2 separate regions of the Homo sapiens genome follow, and region 2 is linked to region 1. Evidence: read pairs that join two places in POLR2A ChIA-PET (ENCODE). Cell type or tissue: Caco-2. All regions are shown on one strand. Region 1 overlaps CERS6 (ceramide synthase 6). Region 2 overlaps CERS6 (ceramide synthase 6).

What was found. Peaks named below come from ENCODE experiments on the same cell type or tissue, not always from the same donor. Only the 100,000 strongest peaks of a DNase experiment are listed, where the experiment ranks them.
Region 2: POLR2A ChIA-PET joins it to region 1 with 5 read pairs; 4 of 35 experiments call an interaction of 5 or more read pairs at or near these places.

What each region holds. Positions count from the first base shown.
Region 1 is chr2:168,476,428-168,481,427 of GRCh38, reverse strand. All of the region lies in intron 1 of CERS6 (ceramide synthase 6), which reads right to left. LOC102724081 (a long non-coding RNA gene) reads left to right here. Exons shown (of 4, transcript XR_002959433.2): 1 at 1-5,000. Among named protein-coding and RNA genes, the nearest start is that of CERS6, 23 kb to the right of the region's middle. In Caco-2, no CTCF peak of the experiment used is centred here; a DNase peak (open chromatin) is centred at 2,937.
Region 2 is chr2:168,532,197-168,537,196 of GRCh38, reverse strand. All of the region lies in intron 1 of CERS6 (ceramide synthase 6), which reads right to left. Among named protein-coding and RNA genes, the nearest start is that of MIR4774, 48 kb to the left of the region's middle. In Caco-2, no CTCF peak of the experiment used is centred here; no DNase peak of the experiment used is centred here.

The sequences.
Region 1 (5,000 bases):
GTCCGTTTTTTTTTGAGACGGAGTCTCCCTCTGTTGCCCAGGCTGGAGTGCAGTGGCACAGTCTCAGCTCACTGCAAGCTCCGCCTCCAGGTTCACATCATTCTCCTGCCTCAGCCTCCAGAGTAGGTGGGACTACAGGTGCCAGCCACCACGCCTGACAAATTTTTTGTATTTTTAGTTGAGACGGGGTTACACCATGTTAGCCAGGATGGTCTCGATCTCCTGACTTCATGATCCGCCCACCTCAGCCTCCCAAAGTGTTGGGATTACAGGCGTGAGCCACTGCGCCCGGCCAGCCTGGCCAACTGTCCCTCTTTCAAACCACAAGCTCCTCAAGGATCCTCTGCAGATGCCTCTCTGCGAGTCAAGCCCAGGTTGGTGCCCAGCAACTTTCAGAGTGATGTTTCATTTCCTGCATGCTTTCTCTACATAGCACCAGTAAGCCTGGACTTCTAGCCCATGATAGAAGCGTGCCCCTAATTCCCGGCTATCTTTCTAACATGGACTCCCCATGCTACTCAAGACTTCTATCCACAATTTATGTCCTCAACAGACTCTGGCTTGTCTGAGGGTTCCAACATTTCCCTCTTATTCTGACTTAGATATATGTCTACTCTATTTCACATAACTTTCCCCAGTTCTAGGTTTTCACCCTAAATTTAGTGGCTCAAACCCTAATATCTGGCTTCAAAAAAACTCAGCAGAAGTTCAAAAGCATTTCTATTCCTCCAAGCTCATATGTTCTTTTTCCTACACTAGGCTGAGGTCCCAGATGCCAGTTCTCAGACACATTAGTGGCTCTAGATATGCACTTAAAGCAAACATAACCTTAAACGGTAAATAAAGAACCCGGAACTTGGAATTAACATATGCGTTTCTGATGCTAGCTCTGCCACTAAGATCACACCACTGTATGATCTTGGATGAGTCATTAACTCTCTAGGTCTGTTTTTTTCATCTCTAACATTAAGAGGTTTTATAATTTCAAAGTTCTCTTCCAGCTATGAAATTTTATTATTATATTCTGCAAAAGTATTTGTCAGATTAATTCCTAGACATATAAAGACATATAAAGGTTTAACACATTATCTATTGTTATTTACTCTGCCATTTCTCCTCTCCATTTGTGTGGACAACTGAAAGTCAATTACGTATGCTAAGGCAAAGACATTGGGGAAGACTCCCTATACTTTTACTCCACTGGCATATCTAGATGAACAACTTAGTGCCCTGCTGATTAAAGGACTCAAAGACTCATCCATATCCATTTCTCTCACAAGTTTAAAGAAGCAAAACCCAGTCGCTGCTACCTACTATGGGCCAGGGATCCAGTTAAGCACTTTACTGCCTTAATTCCAATCCTCACTATTTGAAAGGAAAAAATGATCACCATTTCACAGGATCAGAGTGGTTCTTTAGCTTACCCAGCATCACAGCTCTAACAAATGGTGGTGGAAGAATTCAAATGTAAGACCTTTGCTTAGGACAGGCACGCTAGTAAAGACCAGAAAAGGTATTAAGGCCGGGATTCGTGGCTCATGCCTGTAATCTCAGAACTTTGGGAGACCGAGGCGGGCAGATCACCTTAGGTCGGAAGTTCGAGACCAGCCTGACCAACATGGAGAAACCCCGTCTCTACTGAAAATACAAAATTAGCTGGGTGTGGTGGCACATGCCTGTAATCCCAGCTACTCAGGAGGCTGAGGCAGGAGAATCACTTAAACACAGGAGGAGGAGGTTGCAGTGAGCCGAGATCGCGCCATTGCACTCCAGCCTGGGCAACAAGAGCAAAACTCTGTCTCAAAAAACAAAACAAAATAAAAAAGAAAGGGTATTTAACATCTCAGGCTTGGGCACAAGTGATCGCAACACTCAACCTGCCTGCCATACCATAAGCATGCATTAAACTTTCTATTGCATTTAACAGTACTTACATTGTGCCCTTCCCAAAAGATAGAAAGAAATGGATTCTCCTAGGAATGGCTTCAAATTTGTCATATGTGAAAAAAGAAAATAAAGTCTGTAATTTAAACATTATATATACACACACACATGCATATCTACTTGCTATATTTAAAAATCTAGTTAGAAATGAAAATATGTCAATGACCCTATCATTTTGAACAAGTAAACATAAAATGGAATAAATAAAAATACAGATGAAAATAAATGGGAAATACAGAAGTCATTTATTTTAACTCAGAGTTTTAAACTCTGTCTCTAAAAATGAATAGAAATTAGTACTAACTAGTAAGATAAATTATAAAGTTACAATAATTAAAATTGTCATCATATGGTAGAAATTTAGAATATGATCGAGGTAGCACTTCAAATCAGAGAAAAAAATATGGATTATTTAGTAAATGATGTTAGGACTATTTGCCAGCCAACTGGGGGAAGAAAACAAAATCTGGAGTTCCCATTTCTGACACCAAAATTAACGAAGTTCTCATCTCTCACACCAAAATTAATTCAAGATGGCTCAAAAATTTAACAAAAAACATAATGAAATATTCAGAGAGAATTTTTGTTAAACATAATAAATAAAGTAAATGTTTTTATCTCCAAGACCTCTTGAGACCTAAGTCACTAAAGATTAAATTAAACAGGGTAAAATTCTAAAAGGACTAATGATGATGATAACAAATAAGAGATGTCACCCAAGACAGAAGGGCCAGGGTAACTGATTAAGCCAAGTGGAGATAGCTGAAGCCTAACCAGCTCCAGTGATAAAAGTCTCCAGGGATGGAAATCAAAGAAAGATGTCTTACACTTTCACATGCACGAGAATCACCTGGTGATGCCCAGATTCCAAGTCAACAGATCTGGGGTGGAGCCTGAAGTGCTGCATTTCTAACAAGCTCCCTGGTGATGGGGCAGAGGCTGATGGTCTATGGTTCACACTTTGAGTAGAGAGGCTTTAGACTAGAGAATGCCAGAAATGTTTGACAACTGTAGGCACCAGATACCTCTGGAGGTCAGGGTGTAAAGTTCAGCTGGAACAGGATACTGGTCCAAAGTCTGTACAAGGAACATGAACACCTCCAGATTGGGTCCCCGAAACCAGGTGACTGCTCTCCCCAGCCCCAGCAGAGAGGGGTGGTTTACTCCTGGGAAGGTTGAATCACAGAGGACCTGGCTTTTGGGACACTGAGTACAGTGACCAAAACAGGATTAAGATAAATCTTCATCTCACTGCTCAGCTCTCAGAACAGTGGCAGCAGGCTTATAACCATCAAGCAGGCTAGAGAAAAGCTGTTCTCTGGGGAAACTGACTAGTTCAAGAGAAAGTACTCTAAGGAAAAAACAAAACAAAGCAAACAAACAAAAAAAAAAACCCTGAATGATCAGACTACATAAAACTTGAAACCTTCAGCCAGGGAAAAATATCATGAAGTCAAAAGACAAAGCACATAAGCAAATATTCTCAGTATACATGAAAAAGAGCATATTTCTTTCTTTTTGCATAGGAAGCCTTTATAAAACAATAAACACTCCCAAAAAAGACAAAAACATTAATTCGTGGAAAACTAAATACAAGTGGCTTTAAAACATATAAAAATGTGCTTAACTTCACTTTTAAAAAGCGCAAGTTAAAATAATACCATTTTTCACACAGTCAATTGGCAAGCGTTTGCAAGTTCAATCATACTGTTAGAAACTTTCCTTCAGTGAGCAGAAATATATAAACACGTACAATCCCCTAAGGGGACAATTCTCCAATATCTATCAAAATTCAAACAGACCCAGCCACTTCACACTAATAGAAATTTAAGGTAATTCACATGGAAAGAAAGAAAGACGTACAAAAGTTGCCACTGTGACATTGCTTTTAATAGCATATGATTGGAAATGATCTCAAGAAGCACTGATAGGGGAGTGGTTAAATTATGATAAATATATGCATTTTATATGCTATATAAAATGTTAAAAATTCTGCACAACCATTTACTAGAAAAAAGTTGACTTTTCAATATTTCCATAAAAAGATGTTCAAGATATAGTAAGTGAAAAACAAAGTGCAAATGAGCTTATATAGTTGTGTTAAATAAAATGTAGAGACACATGGCTATGGACTGAATGTTTATGTCCCCCCAAACTTGCATGTTGAGGCCTACAACCCCAGTGTGATGGAACTAGGGTGTAGGGCCTTGAGAAGCAATTACAAGGGTGGAACCAACCATGAATGGAATTAGTGCCCTATGAGACTCTCTCTCTCTCTCTCTCTCTCTCTCTCTCTCTCTCTCTCTCTCTGTCTCTCCCTCATTCCTTTCCTCCCTCACTCTACCATGTGAGTATACAAAAAAAAAGACAAAGAGCCTCTGCAAACCAGGAAGAGGTGCCTCACCAGACACTGCATCTGCTGGTGCCTTGATCTTAGGCTTGTCTCCAGAACCATGAAAAATAAATTTCTGTTGTTTACGCCACCAGTCTATGGTATTTTGTCATAGCAACCTGTGATGGTTAATTTTGGGTGTCAACTTCACTGGATTAAGGCATACCTAGAGAACTGGTAAAGCATTATTTTGGGGTATGTATATGACTGTGTTTCCAGAGGAGATTAGTATGTGACTCTGAGCAAATTAAATGGGGAAGATCTGCCCTCAATATGGGCAGACACTATCCAATTGCCTGGGGTCTTGGATAGAAAAAAAACAGAGGAAAAGGATTTCCTGTCTCTCCTGGAGCTAGCACACACTCTTCTCCTCCCGCCTCTGGACATCAGGACCCCAGGCTCTCCAGCCTTGGGACTCCAGGACTTACAAAAGCAGTCCCTACTACGTTCTCAGGCCTTTTCACTTAGACTGAGCCAAGGTACTGATGCTGCAGGGACTCCAGCTTACAGACAGCCTATTGCAGGACGTCTCAGCCACCAAGATCATGTGAGCCAATTCCTCTAATAAATCTCCTATCTAATCTATCTAACATATTTATCTATCTATCATCTATCTATCCATCCATCCTATTGGTTTTCTCTGGAGAACCCTAAGACACAACCC
Region 2 (5,000 bases), 56 kb before region 1:
CTTTACACTTTGCTCTTTCTTTATACTTTGCTTACCATGTTTTTATTAAACAAAATTGCATCATACTACATGTATTTATATTTATTTTGTGTTTCCTTTGTTGTTGAGTAATAACAAAGCCCATGTGGAAAAAAGGTGGCACAGCTTATAAAGGTATAATTAATCTTGTGGTGAAAGAGAACTATGGACAAAGCAAAGGCATTTACAAATAACACAATAGTCCATGTTCTCCAAGAACTCAAGAAATGTTTATTGCCCATCAAAATTCTACTATCTTCATTTTTGTAATTTTTGTGAATTTTAAAAGCAGTGTATATTACATCAAGTGTAGAAAGTAACAAAAAGCACTTGTAATAATATTAAAAATCGCAAGGAATGCTATCAAAGATAACCATTATTAACATTTGAACATTTTTCTGCTATCCCTCCCCCACATGCTACCAGATCTTTCTTTATACTTTGCTTACCATGTTTTTATTAAACAAAATTACATCATACTACATATATTTATAATTTGCTTTACTTTCCTACTGTGAATATTTCCCACAGAAAATTACATATCCTGGTAGGGCATGGTATTTAATGGTTACAAAGACTTACACTGTTGTTCTTTTTTTGTTTTATAAATTTTGTTGTGTATATTTGAGGTGTGCAACATGTTATAGGATACATATATAGTAAAATGGCTACTATAGTGAAGCAGATTAATATATCTATCATCTCACTGTGTGTGTGACAAAAGCAGCTAGAATCTACTTATTTAAAATAAATAGGTTTATTTATTTTATTAAAAAATCTCCAAAACAATACAATGTTGTTAACTCAGGCCTCATGTACATTAGATCTCTACGTGTGTTCATATTATATTGTTGTTCTTATTTCTTGCTACTGGGACTATTCTCTAAGAAAATAGCCACTGGGCCCTTTCTGACAGTACAGAACTCTGATCAAAGTCCCACCATGTTGTTATGATATCAACGATATAAGCAAAAGTGAATCTGAAGAATTGAATTATTTAGGTTGACCACTAAAATACTCTGTCATCATAGGATAACTATCCATTCTTGCATCTGCATTATCTCTGCCACTTGAATTTAGGATCACTTTTGCTAGCTAAAGCTTCAAGAAATTAACCATAAAGTTTTGAAGATGAAAATTTCCAGACTCTTCTACATCCTAGATTTTCACATTTTTAAAGATTTTTGATGATCAACAGAAAAATGGGCAAAAGACGTTAAGTAGGCAATTTTCAAAAGAACAAATGGAAACATCAATAAACATACAACAAGATATTCAGCCACATCAGGAAAATGTACCAAGACCATTTCATGCCCATCAGGCTGAGTTTTATAATGTGAAATATAGCCAATGATTTGGAAAAATAAGAATACCAATAAATTTCTCATGTCGAAGTTTAATTAAAAATGCACACGAGATATAAAAAGGTAGTATACAGAAATAAGTAACAAATGACCAATAGACATATGAAAAGATGGTCATCCTCATTCAAAAAAAAAAAAAAAAAAACTGGTATCAAAACATTGTTGGGCAGGGCCAAGATGGCCGACTATAAACAGTGGCGATCTGAGGCTCCAATCAAAAAGAACCATAGTAAGCGTGTGAATCCTTCACTGGCAACCAAGGTATCCACGTTCTCTCATCAGAACTCACTAGGAGGCTGGCATGATCCACGGAGAGGAAGGAAGCGCAGTGTGGTATGGCGGCCCACCTGAGAGCCAGGAGAACCCTCTCCCCCCAACCAAGGGAAGCAGTAAGTGAACATGCTACCCAGCCAGGGAATCCGTGCCTTTTCCACGGAATGGTGCAACCCATGGATCAGAAGATCCCACTCGTGAACGCATTCCACCGGGGCCTAGCGTCCCAACTCCAGAGCCACACGGATTCTCAATAGCCCTTCAGCTGGAATCTGCTTAAGACTACTGAGCTCCCAGGGGGAAGGGTGACCAGCACCACAGCTGCGGCTGCCTGCTGTCTAAGCCATATGAGCTCCTTAAGGGAGGGGCAGCAGCCAGCACTGGGACTCACACTGCTTAACATGCTAAGCTCCCTGGGCAGGAGAAAGGCAGCATCTATCACTATAGCTCCAGGCCATGCTTTTCCCCTGCTGGAGCCAGGGAGGCTGGACGGCTTGGTCCCAAGACGTGTCCCCGACAGCCCAACACACCGGCTGTGGCAGACTGCAGCCAGAGTGCCTCCTCAGGCCTGATCCTCACTGGGTGGGGCTTCCCTGCAGGAACTCCAATAACTCCAGCCAGAGGCTCAGGGACAGAATACGGATCTCCTTGGACCTAATCTCCTAGTGGGAGGGGTGGCCGCAGTCTCTGCGGACCAGCAGACTTAGCCTTTCCTCCTGGTAGTTCTGAGGAATCTGGGCAGCCCAGATGACTGTGTTTCCCCACAGTGAGGCACACCCCTTCCACCAAGGGACAAAGTGCTTTGTTAAACGGGTCCTGTTGTTCCCCATGCCACCCAACAGGGTGAGACCGTCCAACAGGGGTTGTCAGGAACCCTATACAGGAGTGATCCTACTGGCTTGAGGTTGGTGCCCCTCGAAGTCAGAGATACCAGAAGAAGGAGCAGGCACCCATCCTTGCTGTTCTCCAGCCTCCTTGAGTGACATCTCCCGACGCGGGAGCGAGCCAGATGAATAGGGCCTGAAATGAACCCCCAGGGAACTGCAGCAGCCCTGCAGAAAATGGACCTGACCATTGAAAGAAAAACAAACAGAAAGCAACGACAACAGCATCAACAATTAAAAAAAAAAAAAAGCCCCACAAAAACCGCATCCAAGGGTTAGCAGGTTCAAAGATCGAAACTAGACAAACTCACGAAGATGAAAAAGAATCAAGGAAAAAACACTGAAAACCCAAAAAGCCTGAATGACTCTTCTCCAAATGATCGCAACGTCGCCCCAGCAAGGGTGCAGAACTAGACGGAGGATGAGATGGACAAACTGACAGAAGTAGGCTTCAGAAGACGGGTAATAAAAAACTACACTGAGCTGAAGGAGCATGTTCTAACCCAATGCAAAGAAACTAAGAACCTTGATAAAAGGTGACAGGAGCTGCTAACTAGAATAACCAGTTTAGAGAGGAACATAAATGACCTGATGGAGCTGAAAAACACAGCACGAGAACTTCGTGAAGCATACACAACTATCAATAGCCAAATCAACCAAGCGGAAGAAAGCATATCAGAGTTTGAAGACCGCCCTACTGAAATAAGGCATGCAGACAAGACTAGAGAATAAAGAATGAAAAGGAATAACAAAGCCTCCAAGAAATATGGGATCTCGTAAAAAGACCGAACCAATGATTGACTGGAGTACCTACCTGAAGGACATGGGGAGAATGGAAACAAGCTGGAAAACACACTTCTGGATATTACCCAGGATAACTTCCCCAACCTAGCAAGACAGACCAACATGCAAATTCAGGAAATACAGAGAACACCACTAAGATACTCCACGAGAAGATCAACCCTGAGACACATAATTGTCAGATTCTCCAAGGTCAAAATGAAGGAAAAAATGTTAAGGGCAGCCAGGGAGAAAGGCCAGGTCACATATAAAGGGAAGCTCACCACACTAACAGCAGATCTTTCAGCAGAAACTCATCATACCGAATGGGCAAAAGCTGGAAGCATTCCCTTTGGGCACAAGACAAGGATGCCCTCTCTCACCACTCCTATTCAACATAATATGAGAAGTTCTGGCCATGGCAATTAGGCAAGAGAAAGAAATAAAAGGTATTCAAATAGGAAAAGAAGTCGTCAAACAATTCCAATCTATTCCAAACTATTCCAGTCTATTCCAAACTATTCCAAACTATTCCAATCTATTCCAAACTATTCCAATCTGTTCCAAACAATAGAAAAAGAGGGACTCCTCCCTAACTCATTTTATGAGGCCAGCATCATCCTGATACCAAAACCTGGCAGAGACACAACAAAAAAAGAAAATTTCAGGCCAATATCCCTGATGAACATTCATGCGAAAATCAATGCAAGATATACAACAAGTATAAAATGCAAGATACACAACAAGTATAATATTCCACTTGTGTAGGTACTTTTAAAATTTGTTATCAGGAAGAGTAGTGAGAAACTGTTAAAGGCAATAACCTTTTAGGGTTAAGACAATGTGTATTTCATACTTTTCTGTACTACTTTAAATTTGTGCTTATATACACTTTATATTTATTTTAAAGGTAAATAACTTAAATGCTTTCAATGAATATTTAGTAACATAAAAAAATGCTCAGAAATGAGAGAAAACAATGTCTATCTGGTCACTGTTTATTTACATATAAATTTCTGCCATATAAAAGAAACTGAAAATATATTAAAAGGTTACCGGTATTTGTTGCCAAACAATGGGATTATGGCTTACTTTATATTCTTTAAAAAATGTTTTTCTGTATTTTTCAACATCTTAAAATGAGAGTTCAAATTTTTAATGCCAAAAATTAAAAGTAAGTATTGTTAAAAATAGAGATGAACAAGATGGTCTCTATCCCAGGTAAGACTCAAAACCTCAATGATACAAAAATCTAACATGGAAAGCCCTGAGACAGCTACAATTTAGCTAACTCCACGGGGCTCTTCTAGCAAAGGGCTACACTGTGACTGAGACAAAGGAGAAAACAAATGGAATAAAAATAAAAGGCCATTTTTAGTACCTGTACAGATAGAAAAAAAAGGATGGCATTCAAGGCAATGAGAACACCAAAAGACATGAAACTATGCAACTAGATGAAATTACTCCAAAAAAAGTGTTATCAACACTAAATAAATATAGTTAAGAGAATCTCTGATGCCACCAGAAAAGAAATTGCTTCTTCCTGGGCCTGGAGACACCACAGAACTTCTCTATTTTCTCATCTACATAACGAAAATCATAATTACACTCTGTTTCATGTTGGGATTTTCTAAATCACTGGCACCTTGGGAGCAACTGGAATGGGACAGAGATAGGGGAG